2 separate regions of the Mus musculus genome follow, and region 2 is linked to region 1. A link is a loop called in an ENCODE intact Hi-C map of the cell type or tissue named here. Cell type or tissue: heart. All regions are shown on one strand.

Evidence for each region. A loop is a pair of places that touch in the nucleus more often than their neighbours do. Peaks named below come from ENCODE experiments on the same cell type or tissue, not always from the same donor. Only the 100,000 strongest peaks of a DNase experiment are listed, where the experiment ranks them.
Region 2: it touches region 1 in a loop (2.0-fold over the local background); 2 of 42 quality-filtered maps call a loop at or near these places.

The regions. Positions count from the first base shown.
Region 1 is chr11:61,057,768-61,065,767 of GRCm38, reverse strand. The region is part of intron 1 of Kcnj12 (potassium inwardly-rectifying channel, subfamily J, member 12); the gene reads right to left. Among named protein-coding and RNA genes, the nearest start is that of Kcnj12, 39 kb to the right of the region's middle. In heart, no CTCF peak of the experiment used is centred here; DNase peaks (open chromatin) are centred at 4,887 and 5,947; H3K27ac peaks cover 260 bases; H3K27me3 peaks cover 272 bases.
Region 2 is chr11:60,980,655-60,988,654 of GRCm38, reverse strand. The region is part of intron 1 of Gm35681 (a long non-coding RNA gene); the gene reads right to left. Among named protein-coding and RNA genes, the nearest start is that of Gm35681, 5.6 kb to the right of the region's middle. In heart, no CTCF peak of the experiment used is centred here; DNase peaks (open chromatin) are centred at 3,304, 3,574 and 6,754; H3K27ac peaks cover 900 bases.

The DNA of each region.
Region 1 (8,000 bases):
CACCTAACCTAGGGTGGAGCCTGGGAGTCACTGGGAGGTACCTCCGGATGGAGCAGGACATCCCATGCCAGTCTCCAAGACTCTGGGCACCTCAGGTTTCGCTAATATCCGGGAGGAACTGGGACAAGGCTTGGGCCCATATTTCTAAATGTCAGCAAGATGCTGACTGTGAAGATGTGGGCCCTAGAAGAGGAACACCAGGTGAACCATCTCCCTTAGGCTCCTCCAGAGTGAGGAAAGGGTCAAAATCTATCTACCCTATCTGCTGCTACCTGACAGGTGCTCGTCTGAAAGTCTCCCATGCTCACTGATTTAATCCCCGTAATGACCATGACGGTTAACCCCCTTTTCCAGGGAGGAAACTGAAGCTCAGGGGATTGAGTCACTTGTCAAGGGCCACACAGGGCTAGGGAGTGGAGTTTCTGTTCTGGAGAGCCTAGATGAAAACAACATCAATTACCTCAGGCCCTGAGGGCAGACTCGGTGACACCAAATTCCCATACCAGTTCTCCAGACCCCACAATCCCATTTGGTAATAAAACATACAATACAAACTGCCCCCAAGTTGGCAGACAACAGCAGAATTTTAAGGGACAGGGTATGTCTAATCAAGCTCCCACATCAAAAGACTCCTTGGAGGTCGCATGTAGAGAGAAGGCAAACATGGGATTGGCTGGGGCCTTTTCCTTCCATGGGTGCCTGTGGCCATTTTCAATAATCAACCACAGAGCTTTTGCCCACTGTACCCGGAGCAGCTAATGTAGTCCCTACCTATCTGTCTTAGCACGAGAGGCTCCCTGCTGCCTTCATCACAAGGGAAATGAGAAACCAGGCAGGCAGGAGGAGACACAATGTTCTCGCTTGTACCAGGTCCTGCCCAGAAGGTAAACCTGTGGTAGCAGGCAACAGAAAGGGTCACTTACAGAGATGGCCTGGCCCGAGCTAGGGCCACAAAGACCAGTAAGGAGGTTCATCTGGTTGGTAAGAGCTCAGTATGGGTGTTCAGGGAATGAGAAGTAATCGGGTCAGCTGACATTTCCTTCTTTAGATCTGAGAAGGTGATTCCCTGGCCCTTTTTCCAAGCCAGATTTCCTGGTCAAATCTTCAGACAACCTTTTCCCCGATCCCCTGTAAACATTCAAGATCAGTGCACACACTGGACTTCTGTTTCAAGGCCTGTGCTAGGCTTGAGGGAGATAGGCAAGGGGGTGGGTGGGTGAGTGCTGCTCTCCCTTCCCCTAGCCCTCACCACTCCGAGAGTCCTTGCCCTGATTCTAGCAGCCACATCAATGTCTCTTTGCCTAAAACGCTCTCTGGTCGTTAGACCACACTCTGCCCAGGCACGGGGCAGGCTGGGACCCAAAACCACTGAGGGTAAGTGGGTAAATGGCTCCACTCCCCACTCCAGGCATGGGAAGCACATGTTCCATGTGTCACCTTGGCTGGACCCTCAGCTGGGAATCCCCAACCAGTTAGTTCCCAGCTTGTTCTAGCTCCAGTCACCTGCCTGCCCTGAGCAGCAACCCTATCAATAGCATATCCTCCCATCCCCCCTCTATCTGTTCCTTCTCTGCCTCGCCCTCCATGCTCACTCCCCTCTGGGATTTCCTCAGCTTGACTCCCATGAAGCTTTCTGTGCTGGTAACTTGTCTCTTGCCCTCTCCTCTAGTGTCTCTCTTCCGCAAAGCCTCTGTGAGCCCCAATTTCCATTCCCTCCGGGATGCTCGCACCAGCAAAGAAGAAAATACAGAACCTCTTCCCCAAGGTGTGCCTCAGCCTCTCTCCTCTCCCACCCATTCTATGAAGACCTGGATTCTCTTGTCCCAGTTTCTACCCATTAGGGCCAGAAGCTGCCTGTACATTCCTAGAGTTGCTCTCAACCTAACGCCACCTCCCATCAGCCTCCGAGGCCAGAGAGGCTAGTGTGGGCCCTGACACAGAGAACCTGAGAAATGTTCTTGCTCAAGATGCAAAGGCAAAGGCGAAAGCAAAAGCTCAGACTGGAAGGATGAGGAGGGATAGAGCCATGAATGAGGAGACAGATATATGCACAAGTGGGTGGTCAAGCAGATGGAGGGATAAACTGGGCTGACAAATGTGTGGGCGTCTGGAGAGGAGTGACCAGATACTGGGTGGTTTGGTGGGTGGCTGGATGGCTGAGCAGATGAATGGATAAAGGAAGTGAGTAATGAATGAAAGGGCTGGGCAGCTAACAAATTAGAGCGGATGATGAGATCGATGGGTGTTCTGGTGGTCAGATGAATGGACGGATGGGTGTGTGGGTGGGGTGAGGTGGGGAGGGTCTGCGGGGTGAGGGGTAGAAATCAGGTGAGCGTGGGAGGTGGGGGTGAGAGGATGCATGTCAGACAGACAGGGTATCTGGGGCTACTGGATGGATACCAACAGCTGGCTAAGTAGGGACACCATCGAGGAGTGAGAGGAGGCACCATCAAGCATCCATCCATGGATGGTGAGCTGTCCAAGTACGCATCAGGACCTCGACCACACCTGGAGCTGTCTCTAGGGCCGAGCTGCAGCTGCTGTCTTCATGAATAACCAAGCAGCTGCAGCTAGCGCTTGATCCCATCTGGGAGGGATGGGGCCTCCAGTTGCTCCTAGACCTACAGTAAGCTGAGCAGAGTTACTGTAGATGCTGATACTCTCCTCAGATGGCCCAGAAGTCATAACTCTCACCCTAGATGCCTTCACAGCACGGCAGCTCAAACCAGGACACCAGGACACCACCACTGGAACAGGGCAGAACAAGAAAACCTCCCCTGATGATGGAGAGAGCCATGGCGCACACCAGGCCCGGGTAGGCACCTCATACACATCATCTTTCAGAATCCTCAAGGTGGAGCACAAGGCTGGGGAATGGCTACCCTTCCCTTTTCAGAGAAACGGCAATGTCTCCAGGGTCATGAAGAGGCTTGGGGTGCTAGGCTTGCGTTCAAGCCACTCCTGCCAGGCTTCCCCAATGCCACCCCCAGGCAGCTGTGGAGAGTGTGATGGATGGTATTTCCGTGGTCGGTGTGTGGGCGAGTGAATGAATGAGTACAGGGGGCGGGGTTGGATGAGTGGCACAGATGAACAGATAGGAAAGTGAATCGGAGCACAGGGACCATTTCAAAGGGGGCAGACAGGAGCTTGCCTAGGTGCACACCCACCCTACAGTGTCCAGAATCCGTTTTCCATCTGTCAAAGGGACCCCTGTCTGCCAACCTATCTGCCAAGTGGGCCTGGGGAGAAGATGATGCAAAGGGCTCTGAGAGCCTCTGAGGCCAGGACCTTGAGATGTTGTCACCTTCTCCACCTCCCAGGCAGAGTTCACGGGGGACGCCCAAGTCTGCTTTGTCACACTGGCTTTTCTGGCTGGGATTGAAGAAATGATTGGTGAGTCACCCCCACATTCTAAGCCTCTGGGGCAAGCGACAATGGTAGTTTTGGAGACACAGAGTTATAGTCTAATCGGGGGATCTTTCACTTACAAGCCATGTGGCCCTGGGGGTCACTTCCCCTGTCTATAAGCTTCTCCACCTTCAATGATGCCTTACACCCAGTGTCTGCCTCTTGGCCCTTCTAGCCTAAGAAACCAAGACTCAGGAGGCTGGAACAAATGTCACACAACTGGGAATGTCCATGGCAGAGACATCCTACCTGTGAACTGTGAGTGAGTCCAAACTGTGCTTGGATCTATGAGCTCTGCTCATTACAGCCCAGCCTTGAAGGACAGTTCCTCCCCCTGGACATAACAGGAAATTAAGACTATGGGGTTTGGCCGTATCCCAGTTACCCACATCAGAACTCTATATGGAGGAGATGACTGCCACAGGACAATAGAAGCTAAAGAAGGTTCTGGAGAAGAGTCAGGGCTGAGAACTGTGGATAGTTTGTTCTCCCCACTTCCTGTTGGTCACCTGGCTGGTCCCAGGTTCTCTCAAGCTGACTCCCTACTAGGGCTTGCCCCAGACTCACAATTCCAGTTCTCCTGATTGTTCCTCTCTATATAAGGAAACCGAGGCTTGTTACAAAGAAGTGTATTGCCGAGGTCACCAAACCAGGGGGTGGTGGCCTCAGATTTATGGAAACATTGTCCAGGGCCCCTACCTCACCCTACCCTGCAGCAGCTAAAGCAACCTACCAATAAACTGGCCCCTCAGTTCACCAGGAATGCATCCCCAGGAGCAGTCACCATCCCAGATTAGAAAGCTGGGAGTACAGAGCAAGGTTCTCTAGATTTGAGGGTTGGGCCCCAAACAGTTGCCAGCCAGTGAGGGCAAGGCTCAGCTGGCCCAGGCCTCTTGTCATGCTAAGCCAGTCTCCAGCCAATATTCCCATGGAACTAAGCATGCCACCAGGAAGTGAGAGTCAGGCACAAGGCGGGGAACAGGGCCTGGCCCAGCTAGGAGTAAACGGGAGCATGATAGGCAAACTGTGATCTGGAGGGGCCCTTCCCTGACTTCAGACTCCACACACCTCAGCAAGTATCATGTGATAAACAGAATCCTAGCTCCCACTCTTGGCACGCAGTGGCCGCATGGCATGTAAGGGTCCTCGCCAGTGTTGAAGAGAGTTGGCTCAGATGTGACACCCCAGATGTGTCCCCACCTGGACAGCTGAGAACAGAAAGGAGGTCCCAGGTACTTGTCTGGATATCCCTTAAAAGACACCCAGCATCTCCCCAGGGTAGACTCAGCCCTCTTGCTCCCCACTGCCAAGGTATCTGAGCCCCAGAGAGTACCCCGCAAGCTCTGACTAGATAAGCCTAGAGATGAGTGGGACACTAACCCCAACGACTGGCTGTGCTGGGTGGCCTGGAGGAGTGAACAGTACTCTGTGAGCCTGAGGTTGAAGCCAGGGCTCTGTTGTGGCCCCACCAGGGTAGACAACGGGCACCAGATGCCAGGGAATGTTTCTAGGATATTTTTATCTTGAGAACATCCTTTGGGGATGGAGGGGGGACAGAGTGTCCTTGGCTCCAGGCCCCTGGGAGCATCAAAGGACAGGGACTTCTGAGTACCCTCTGCCAGGATAGTAACAATTACAAGGCCTCATCCTAGGGTAAGGGACACCTGGCCAGTATTTGGATGTTGTGGGCCTCTGGTTTCTATTCCAGCTTGCCGTGTCTCCCAAGGAGGCAGGTCTCTGCCCCTGCTGCTGTTCCACCTTTTCTGGGCCTGATCAATGCCAGCTCAGAACTGGTCACTTAAGGAAGACAGGGTGGACCTCAGATTTCATTGGATGGCTTACCAACAAGGAAGAAGGCCAGGCAGCTAGATAAGAGCCAACCAGAGTCCTGGGAGCCTGGAGGGGTGGGGGTGAGGGTAATCTGGGCTATGGTGGAGAACTCAGAGCATCCCAGAAGTGCATGGGCACACGGACCATCCAGACTGAGATGGCAAAATAGCAGCAAGGGTGGGGGTGCAAGGGATGCCTGTGACCCTCAGAGTCCCCATGATCTGGAAGCAGAATCCAGCTCTGCTGCCCACTGTGGGCCTTGGCAAGCTCTTCCACCTCTGAACTTCCATGAGCCTGCCAGCAAAGCCAGGGGCTTTCTGACCCAGCATCTCAGCACACTACAGAACCTGGGGCTGAGAAAGTCTGAAGGAGCACACTGTTGCCATCCTAATTGCAGGGACGGTGAATATGCATGGAGAGTTCCAAAGAAAATGGGCTCCGCTCCAAGGTTACACTAATAGATGAAAGAGACGGAGGCCAGAGAAGCCTGCATGCCACACTGACAAGCTTGGGCTCCATCCCAAGAGATATGCAGATCTCCAGAGCCACGATAGAACCTGAACGTTTTAACAGTTTCAGCCAAGTCGACTGAATGTCTGCCCCTTCCTGTGTAGCCTTGGGCAAGGCACATCACTTCTCTGAACTCAGTTTTCATACCTCCGGAACAAGACTAATAATAGCACCAGTCTCATGGGGCTGGGACCGGCTCTCAGTGAGTCAGCCCATGGGGATTGCCTACAGGAAAATCTGCCCAGTCTCTCTGCCCATCACAGACCAGAAAGCTCACGGGCCCCTGTAGGGCACAGGCCAACCCCTACCACAGGAAGGAGGATCAGATGGCCGGATGGGTATGAACCCCAAGCGAGGGGCCCAAGGGACAAAGGCCTGCCAAAGTCTAACTTACTTGGTGTCTCTTTTCAACTAATCTAAGTCTCCGACATTTCCTGAGCACCTAGTATGGGAACAGAGGAGCAAGGACTTTAGAGAGAGAGGAAGCCTGAAGAATTTGCCAACATAAAAATGTTTATTGACTGGGCAGCAATGGCGCATGACTTTAACCCCAGCCACTGGAGGAGCAGCGGAGGAGGGCAGAGGCAGGCAAATATCTGAGTTCAAGGCCAGCCTAGTCTACAGAATGAGTTCCAGGACAGCCAGGGCTACACAGAGAAACCCTGTCTCCAAACACCCCCCACCACCACCACCAAAAAAAAAAAAAAAAAAAATGTTCAACAGAGCTGGAGAAATGGTTCAGCAGTTAAGAGGATTTCAAGTTCAAGTTCAATTTTCAGCACCTATGTTGGGTGGCTCACAATCTCCAGCTCCAGGGGATTCATAACATACATACACACATACATACATACCCACATACCCACACACACATACATAACATACAAACACACATACACACACATACACAACATACAAACACACACACATACACACATACATACATACCCACATACCCACATACACACACACACATACATAACATACAAACACACACACATACATACACATACACACAAACAAACACACATACACATACATAACATACAAACACACATACACACACACACATACACAACATACACACACATACAAACAAACACACACACTAAAAATAATTATAAATAAATCTTCATAAACTTTTGTGGTGCCGCTTACCAAACCTATCGTACTAAGAAAAAAAGCAAATGATAACTATCCATTAACTGCTGGGTGGATAAGGAAGATGCGTATAAACACAGTGGAATATTACTCAGCTGTAAAGAAAGATGAGGGACTTACAGGAAGTTCCATGTGTGGCATTCTCTTCACGAGATGGTACAGGCCCAGGAAGGGACCAGATCTGACTGAGGACAAGGTCATAGATACACAGGGAATTCCGTGGCTCAGTGAAAGCTGCAGACCCAAGCAGGAGGCCTGAGCTAACACAGGACAAGACCTGACCCTCAGAGGGGGGCTGGTGACAGAATCTCTGACCCTAAACACCAGACTTGCAGAAGGAAATGGCACCTGAACCCTACTGTGACTTTAGCCATCTCCTGAACATTGCAAATGCCAGCACAGAAAGAAAAGGGGAGACTTGCATTCATACAAAATACAGGAGAGAAAAAGAACTCAACCAACAAACTAACAGATGAGCCAGCCCCAGGACAGAACTCACAGAACGTAAGAAAACAGAGACAAGACACCTCTCTCAGAGATCACTAAGCCCACAGTGAGGACTCCGAATAAGAAAAACCTGGAAGAACTTCCAGTCAAAGAATTTTTAAAAATAATTATAATTATAATGCAACAACCCAACGAGTGTATTCCAGGAGAACAAATGCAAAGGGCTGGATGAAAGAAGGAAGTCAATCCAAGATATAAAAATCAAATTCAATAGAGAGATAGAATCACTGAAGAAAAAAAAAACGAAATTATGTCAGAAATGAAAACTCAATAAGCCAAATTAAAAGCTGAGGAGCGAGCCTCAGCAGCAGAGTGGATCACAGGAAACGGAACACCAAGGCTGCAAGAGAAGAGGGAGGACTGAACCATTTGTAAAGATCTCTGATAAAAAAAGAAAAACACAGACAGAATACGAGAGGCCTCTGGGACGCCCTGAGAAGATCAAATCTTCCAGTGATGGGCATAGTGGAAGACATCAGCACTAAAGGTATAGAAAATATTGTCAATAAAGCCAAAGAAGAAAATTTCCCAAGTAGAGGTGCCAGCCAGGTTCCAAGAAGCCTTCTGGACAACAAAGGGTTGGGATG
Region 2 (8,000 bases), 77 kb after region 1:
GCAGTCCAAGGAGTTCCACTAATCTCTTAGAGACGAAACCAGGATTCATGGCTTTAATACCAAGAAGAATTTTGGAACTAGCAGATATGATAAAAAAAAAAAAGAGTTGGAGATTTTACTAAAAATATTTTAATATAGGCACATCTCCATTACTTTCTATTGCTGTGATAAAATACCATGACCAAAGCAACGTACAGAAGAATGGGCTTATTTGGGACTTAGAGTTTTAGAGGATTAGAATCCATGACCATCAAGGTGATGAGCAAGTCTGCAGGCAGGCATAAACTGGAGCAATAGCTCAGAGCTTACAATTTGAGACCCAACCATCAGGGCAGAGAGGGCTAACTTGGAATGGCATGTGGTTTTGAAACTTCAAAGCCCACCCCCAGTGACACACCTCCTCCAACAAGGCCACACCTCTCACTCCTTCCCAAACAGTTCCACCAACTACCAGCTAAGTATTCAAACTTATGAACCTATGGGGATATTCTCATTCAAACTACCACATTCCATTCCTTGGTTCCCATAGGCCTGTAGCCATATCATAATGCAAAATACATTTAGCATAACTTCAAAGCGCCCCATAATGTTTCATAGTCTTAACACTCTTTAATTAAACATTCAAAGTCTCTTCTGAGACTCCAGGTAATCTCTTAGCTAGAAATCCCTACACAACCAAAATTAAAAAACAAATTACATACTTCCAACATACAATGGTACAGAATATACAATGCCATTCCAAAAGGGAAAAAGTGGAGTACAGTGTGAAAATACTAGACCAAAACAAGACCACAAACTCAGCAAGGAAAACTCTAAGTCCTATAACTCCATGTGTGATGATGTACGAGGGTTTAAATAGCTCCATCTTCCAGCTTTACTGATTGCAACATACCTCTCTTTCTTTTGGACTGAATCTATTCCCTGTCTTCAGCTACCAGTTGCTGTTGTGTTTTTTTTACAATTATAAACCTATATAAAAAAGATTACTAATAACCACAAGACAGGGTCAATATTAGGCTGTCTTGAAATCTCTTCTGCCAATGAAAGTAACCCAATAGTTTTCAATTTACCCTCAGGCAAATTCTTAAGACACAGGCAAAAGGCAGTTGTGTTAATCACCAAAATATTACAAAGTATCTCTAGCCCAGCTGCTAATATTGTTACCCTCTACAACATTTTGAACTGGACCTCCTTAGTCCATATTACTCTCAGCACTACCGTCTTCCAAGCCCCTACTAGAATGGCTTGTTAAACTCTACTCACAGAGCTCAAAAGTTTTTCTAGCCCAAAGTACTGAAAACTTCTACATCCATTTAAACCGTAGATTTATCAACATATACTTTCTTGGTGGCTCTCAGTTCATATCTCAAAAGTTTCCAAGAGATCTTTATTCTTCCTTTCCTTTCTTTTTTTTGTTTTGTTTGTTTGTTTGTTTGTTTTTTGAGACAAGGTTTCTCTGTGTAGCCCTGACTGTCCTGGAACTCACTCTGTAGACCAGGCTGGCCTCAAACTCAGAAATCCACCTGCCTCTGCCTCCCAAGTGCTGGGATTAAAGGCATGCACCACCACACCTGGCTCCCTTCTTTTTTAAATGGGAATACAGAGTAGGGCTGGAGACACCTTGTATGGAAATACAGATACTCTGAGAAGCTAACACTGGAGGCTACTAGGGTAGCACAAAAGGTTTACGTCCTTTCCTATACATGGGTTTTCTGTAAGAGTTCTAGTAAAAAATGTAGTTTGATGGCTTGGAGGATAGGAAGAACACTTGCTTCCTGTCATGAAAGGCTTTGACTGGATTCCAGGGCGAGGAGTTCTCTGTCTCATGCACCCAAGAGTTTTCCTTTTATGGGTCCTCAAGAAGACATATCTGACAAGTTATTTCTCCACCAGTAAAATGAGCCAAGTAGAGTATAAAGATTAAAGTATATAGACAGAGTTTTTGGGTTTTTTTAGGAGGGAGAAGTGGCTCTCAGGTGGGTGCTCTGGTCACAAAGACCAAGGCCAGGGAAGTCACCATGGGGAGGGAGACAGAGGGGAGGGAGAAGAGAAAGAGAAAAAACACACACACACAAAGAGAGGGAGGGAACAAGAAACGAGAGACCAAAATGTCTGGATTGTATAGAAAAAAATCCTTCGGAGGAGGGGAAGCCCAGCCCCTGTGCTGGAGCGTTCAGGGTAGAGGGTGAGGTATACCAGATAGGGATTGAGGGATGCTGGGAGAACCTGGAGGCAAGGTCCACTTTGGTATGTTAAATATGTATCTCAGCTGTTTGTCCCAGGTCTGAATCCCAACAATACCAGTGAGTCAGCTGAACATTTTTGAGTGCATATAGTTGTTCAGAAAGCAATAGAAAGGTTGACTACTGACTGAGAAATCATGATCCCTGATGGGCGGGGAAGTAAAACCACAGGCAAGCTACATGTCTACAACAATGGTAAAGGGCTGCTTAGTCACCCAGGTGACATGGCCAGTGGTATCCTTCCTGTTGTCTGGGGATTCAGAGGTTCAGGGGTGGTGAGGCAAGCTGACTGTGTTGGTTAGTTTTATGTCAAATTACACAAGCTAGAATCATTTAGGAAGAGAGAACTGTAATTGAACAAAATCTCTACTAGATTGGCCTGGGACAAACATGAGGAGTACTTTTTTTTTTTTTAAACTAATGATTTATGTGGTAGGGCCCAGACTACTGTGGGTTGTGCCAACCTTGAACGGGTGGTCATGAGTTACATAAGAAAAAGCTTGAGTAAGCCATGAAGAGCAATCCAGTAAGAAACATCCCTCAATGGGCTTTGCTTCCGTTCCTGTCTCCAGGTTCCTGCCTTGAGTTCCTGACCTGATTTCCCTCAGTGATAAGGGTGTGACCCAGGAGTTCTAAGATGAGAGAAACCTGTTCCTTCCCAAGTTGCTTTTGGTCATGGTGTTTTAACACGTCAACAGAAACTTAACTAAAGAGATGTTGTGGGAACTTAGAAGATGAGACTGACAGCAGTGCAGACAGAGGAGGCCTACCTTGTGATGTTTCAGAGGGAAGCAAAGATTGTTTCAGGGCCGCTTACACGATATTTGGAACTAAGAACCGTCAAGGCAAAACCTTTGTTTTTTTCGGGGACAATGGATTCTGTTCAGCTAGAGCTGTGATCTGTGATTAGCAAGAGGTAGCATCGAGGCAAGATTTTTCTGGGAACTATTTCCTCAGGATCAGCACACAGAAGCTATGGTCCAGAGAGGGCCAGGGCTATATATACCCCATGCTAGCAGCCAAACTTGATCATGTGTCACAGCCTCCCAGGCAGTCCTGGGTTTGGAGGCATGAAGAGGTCATGGGGAGCAGCTGAGCCTTGGGGCCAGGAGAAACCAGGAGCCACCATCGCCATCGGAGGAAGTGCAGCCCAGTCAGAAGTTTCAGGACTGAAGGGGTCATGGTGAGAGGTTAAGCTTGCTACAATATGACAGTCAGCGTCCCTGAAGAAAGCCCAGGAGAGGCTCTGGGAAGGTACAGCCCAGTTGCAGCCGAGGCCCCAGCATTTTAGAGATGCCAGCACCATGGGATGACAGCCAAGCACAGCAGTGGCTGCGGAACGGAGCCAGCCCGATCCTGAGACAGCCTGTGTTGTGCTGGGTATGGCAGAGCAGGAGAAAGGGGGCTGTCTCAGGCCTTTGGAACCCTGAGGGGTGTGGGCGGGTCCCAGAGTCGGACACTGCGCTTTACACTGGTGGGCTTCGGTTTTGATCTGACTAAATTATAATTGCTCCCTGGTTCTTCCCTCCTGGGGTAGAAAGGGTGTGACTTATTTCGATTTTTACAAGAACCCAAAGTTGAGAGACTTTGAATTTTTAAAGAAACTCAAGAGTTTCAGAGAGATTTTAGGATTTTAGAAAGATTTAGGATTTTTTGTTGTTGTTGTTTTGTTTTGTTTTTTATTTTGTTTGGGGGGGTTGGTTTGGTTTTGGGTTTGTTTTTTGTTTGTTTGTTTGTTTGTTTGTTTGTTTGTTTGTTTGTTTTTGTAGCCCTGGCTGTCCTGTAGACTGACATGCCTCTGCCTTCCTAGTGTTGGGATTAAAGACGTAAACCACCACCACTGGTTGACTTTGGATATTTTTAAAAGGCTGAATTTTTTATTATTTTTTAAAGATTTATTCATTATTATATCTAAATACACTGTAGCTGTCTTCAGACACACCAGAAGAGGGCATCAGATCTCATTACGAATGGTTGTGAGTCACCATGTGGTTGCTGGGATTTGAACTCAGGACCTTCGGAAGAGCAGTCAGTGCTCTTTAACCATTGAGCCATCTCTCCAGCCCAAAAGGCTGAATTTTTAAAATATTTGAATTTTTAAAGACTGTAGGACTTTTTGAAGTTAGAATATTTTATATTGTGCTAGTGATATTAATATAAGATCTTTGGGACAAACAAAAACGGGAAGTTTATGGTTTAATAGTGATGTGTTTATATGTCAAGTTCACATAAGCTAGAATCATTTGGGAAGAGGGAACTACAATTGAGAATATCCCCCACCAGACTGACCCCCAGAAGAGCCTGTATGGTATTTTCTTGATAATGACTGCTGTGGTGGGGCCAGACCACTCTGGGTGGTGCCAGTAGCAGGCAGGTAGTTCTAAATTGCATAAGAAAGCAGTCTGAGCAAGCCACAGGGAGCAAGCCAGTAAGCAGCTCCCCTCCATGGCATCAGCTTCAGAGCCTGCGTCCAGGTTCCTGCTTAGAGTTCCTGCTCTGACTTATGTCAGTAATGAAAAGTGACCTAAACGCTGTAAGATGAAAACAATAAAAACAAGAAAAGTTTCCTCCCCAAGTTGCTTTTGGTCATGATTCGTATCATAGCTATAGCAAACTTAACTAAGACACCCATCTAGATATCAACTGCAGAAGTTGATGGGGAGCTGTGAGCTATATACCCCACTAAGGGATTTAGGTAGGTAGGTAGGTAGATAGATAGATAGCTAGATAGGTAGATAGATAGATAGATAGATAGATAGATAGATAGATAGATAGATAGATAGATAGATAGATAGATGATATTATAGTACATAGGCATATATAAGTATATATAGGCATATATAGTCATATACATAGGCATATATAATCAGCAAAGTCTACCTAGGATTGTTTTCTTCCCAGATCTCCTAGGAAAACTAGTTTCCAGAAAAATGAGCTGTGTACCACCTGTGGCTTGACACGCCTAGGCAGAGGTGGGAGGTGGGCGGGTGTCCCCACTGAAGATACACAGCTTCAGTCAAAAACCCAGGACTCAAGGGCCTGACAGATCTGGGGCTCAGTTTCTACTTGACTGTGACCCACTAGACCAGGTCATTCACCATGATCCTGACCTTACCATCTGTCCCTGTGGGCTCAAGGCCTTGGCTGGAACTTTAGGTAATACAGGGGGCTAACAAGTAGGGAGAAGTATACAGAGGATGCAGCCCTGGGGTAGACACACCCAGGGCCAGGGAGCATGGTGGAGGTAGGGAGTAGTAGGGTCCCTGAGGATTGTTGCAAGGCTTCAACCAGAAAGAAAACCGGCCCTCATAGCAATGGGACTATGACCCACAACTGAATTTGCATGTCTCTCTGCTTAGGAGAATTGAAGCAAGTATTCAGAGAAAATTCGGGCCCCAGCTTTGGCAACAGTGCCATGCACAGCAGCCAAAAGACAAAAGCAAGCTCCTCCTATCCAAGATGAGGCACGAGGAGAATATCATGTCTGTCTGCAGGACAGAGTCATTCAGCCTTGGAAAGGAGTGAGCAGTGTGCTCACCACAAAAAATAAATAAATAAATAAATAAATAAATAAATAAATAAAAAAAAATAAAAATAAAAATAAATCGACAAGTGTGTGTGGTCACGCAGTGTCACTCAGCTGGAAGCAGTGGTTGCACAATGCATACATATTTCAAAACAGCACACTGAAGCCAGGTGTGGTGGCACACACCCACAATCCCAACACTCAGGAGGTAGAGGCAGGAGGGAAGTGAGTCTTAGGCCAATTTCTGCTATACAAGTCTGAGGCTAGCCTGGGCTACGTGAGACCCTGTCTCAAAACAGAGACCAATGACAACAAAGTTAATCAATTAATTAAAAAGTAATAAGGGCTCAAAACCAGATTAGGCAGAACACCAAGTGACAAGTGAGAGGCCCATCTCCAGTCCTGTCAAGATAAAGGAGGGGAAGGACAAGGAAGGGGACGATGACCCACCGGGATCATGACAGCGACAGCAGTCTAATAGTGAAGCAATCCAACCCCCCTCCACACCCACTCTCTTTCACACGCTCATTCACTCTCACATACACCCTCACATGGAGAACCAACCTCCAGGGTGGGGGTGGGGGGCCGCGTGCCATGCGCTGGGGGCGGTTTCAGCCTTGCCAGCCACACTTTATAAATTTTGCATCATCTTGGCTATGAATAGCTCCTTCTGCAGCAAGGCAGACAGATCAAAGGGAGAAGAAGGGCCCGAGGAATGCTGGGGGAGGGTCAGGATGTACACTGAATCCCTAAAGAAGCTTTAGAGCCTGAGGGAAGGTGGGTGGTGTGGTAGGGTTGAAGGAGGGGGGGGATGATATCCCTTCCCACCCCACAAGGTGCACTTCCAAGACCAAGGTGAGGTTCCACAGGAGTTCCCAGTAGGAACCTGGAAAACCTGTATGCTTCCAAGATCATGGAATAGGGAGCCTGGAGTGGCACCTGAGTTGGCCTGAGGCCCGGATATCTGGTCAAGTAGAGGCTATTTTCAGATGAGCACCATGAGTCCCTCGGCCAGTCAAAGGGAATGCATGATGGGGCTCGGGTGAACTGACAGGGAGGCGTAACAGGAAGTGAGGTCCAGTGAGGTACAGGTCAGAGGTTAGGGAGGTCCCCAAAAGGCTGATGCGCTCATGACCACTTTCATAGCATCTGTGGCTAGGAGACCTGGGTTCAAATCCTAGCTCTGTCCTTTCTTAGCTGTTTGGCTTTTGGCCAAATCCATGACCTCTCTGTACCTCAGTTTCCCCAATATTGGCTTAGGAGTAAGTAATAAAAACCCTGGAGCTGGGTGGTCGCCCAGTGCAGTTCCTGGCCCCCAGCTGATGTCTACCGGAGGCATCGCCTCCCCCCAGGCCACTTTGCCACCCCACCTGACACAAGAAAAAGCTGGTCCTGCTCCAGGCCACATGAGCACACATTATCCCATGCCACCAGTGTTGTGGCTTGCCCATAAGAGCCAAGGAAGCCACTGGCAAACAGCCCTTCCCACCCAAGGGGAACCCAGTTTTTGAAGCTTACAGACTACCTCTGCCTGGCCACCCATCTATTTATACCACCATCTCATGTCCCCAGCTCAGGGTCTCTGGCCACTCCCAACCATCTGTCTCACTGGACTGTCATAAGCATAAATGTTCCCAGCCACCTGGGTTGGTGACACCTTTACTTTGTCTAAGCGCCTGCCCACACTAGGAGCTGCTCTACTACATCTGCTCTCTGAACAGCTCCTCTGAGGGAAAGGCCATTACCATCCCCAGGGCTCCTGTGGGCTGACGGAAGGGAGGCAAGGCACAGGCCTCAACCACGCAACGGGTGATGTCAGCCATGGCTCTTACGTGCAAGTGCTGGGAGAGAGGGTAAGTCCCTCCTGTTCCCTGGACCTTAGTTTCCTAAGCAATATCAGACCTAGGGTGCAGAGATCCCATAGCAAGACCTATAGAGTCCAACCCCAGCCTTTTGCTTGCTGGCTGGAGAGATGAGTACCCAGCCCAGCATGCACTTGTCTTCCTGCCTCCCAGACCTGGAGCCTGAGAGCTGAGCTTAACACTCAGTAAGGGCTTGGGAGGTAAGACAGAGCAGGGTTTCTACAGCTAGGGACAGATGAGAAACCCAGCCCCTCCAAGGGACCAGTGAGCACCCACCTGACATTCTTTTTTGGCTTCCTGGGGCTCTACCTAGGAAACTTCCTCCAAAATAAGACATGCCCTCCTTGAGGAGAAAAGGGAAAATAGATG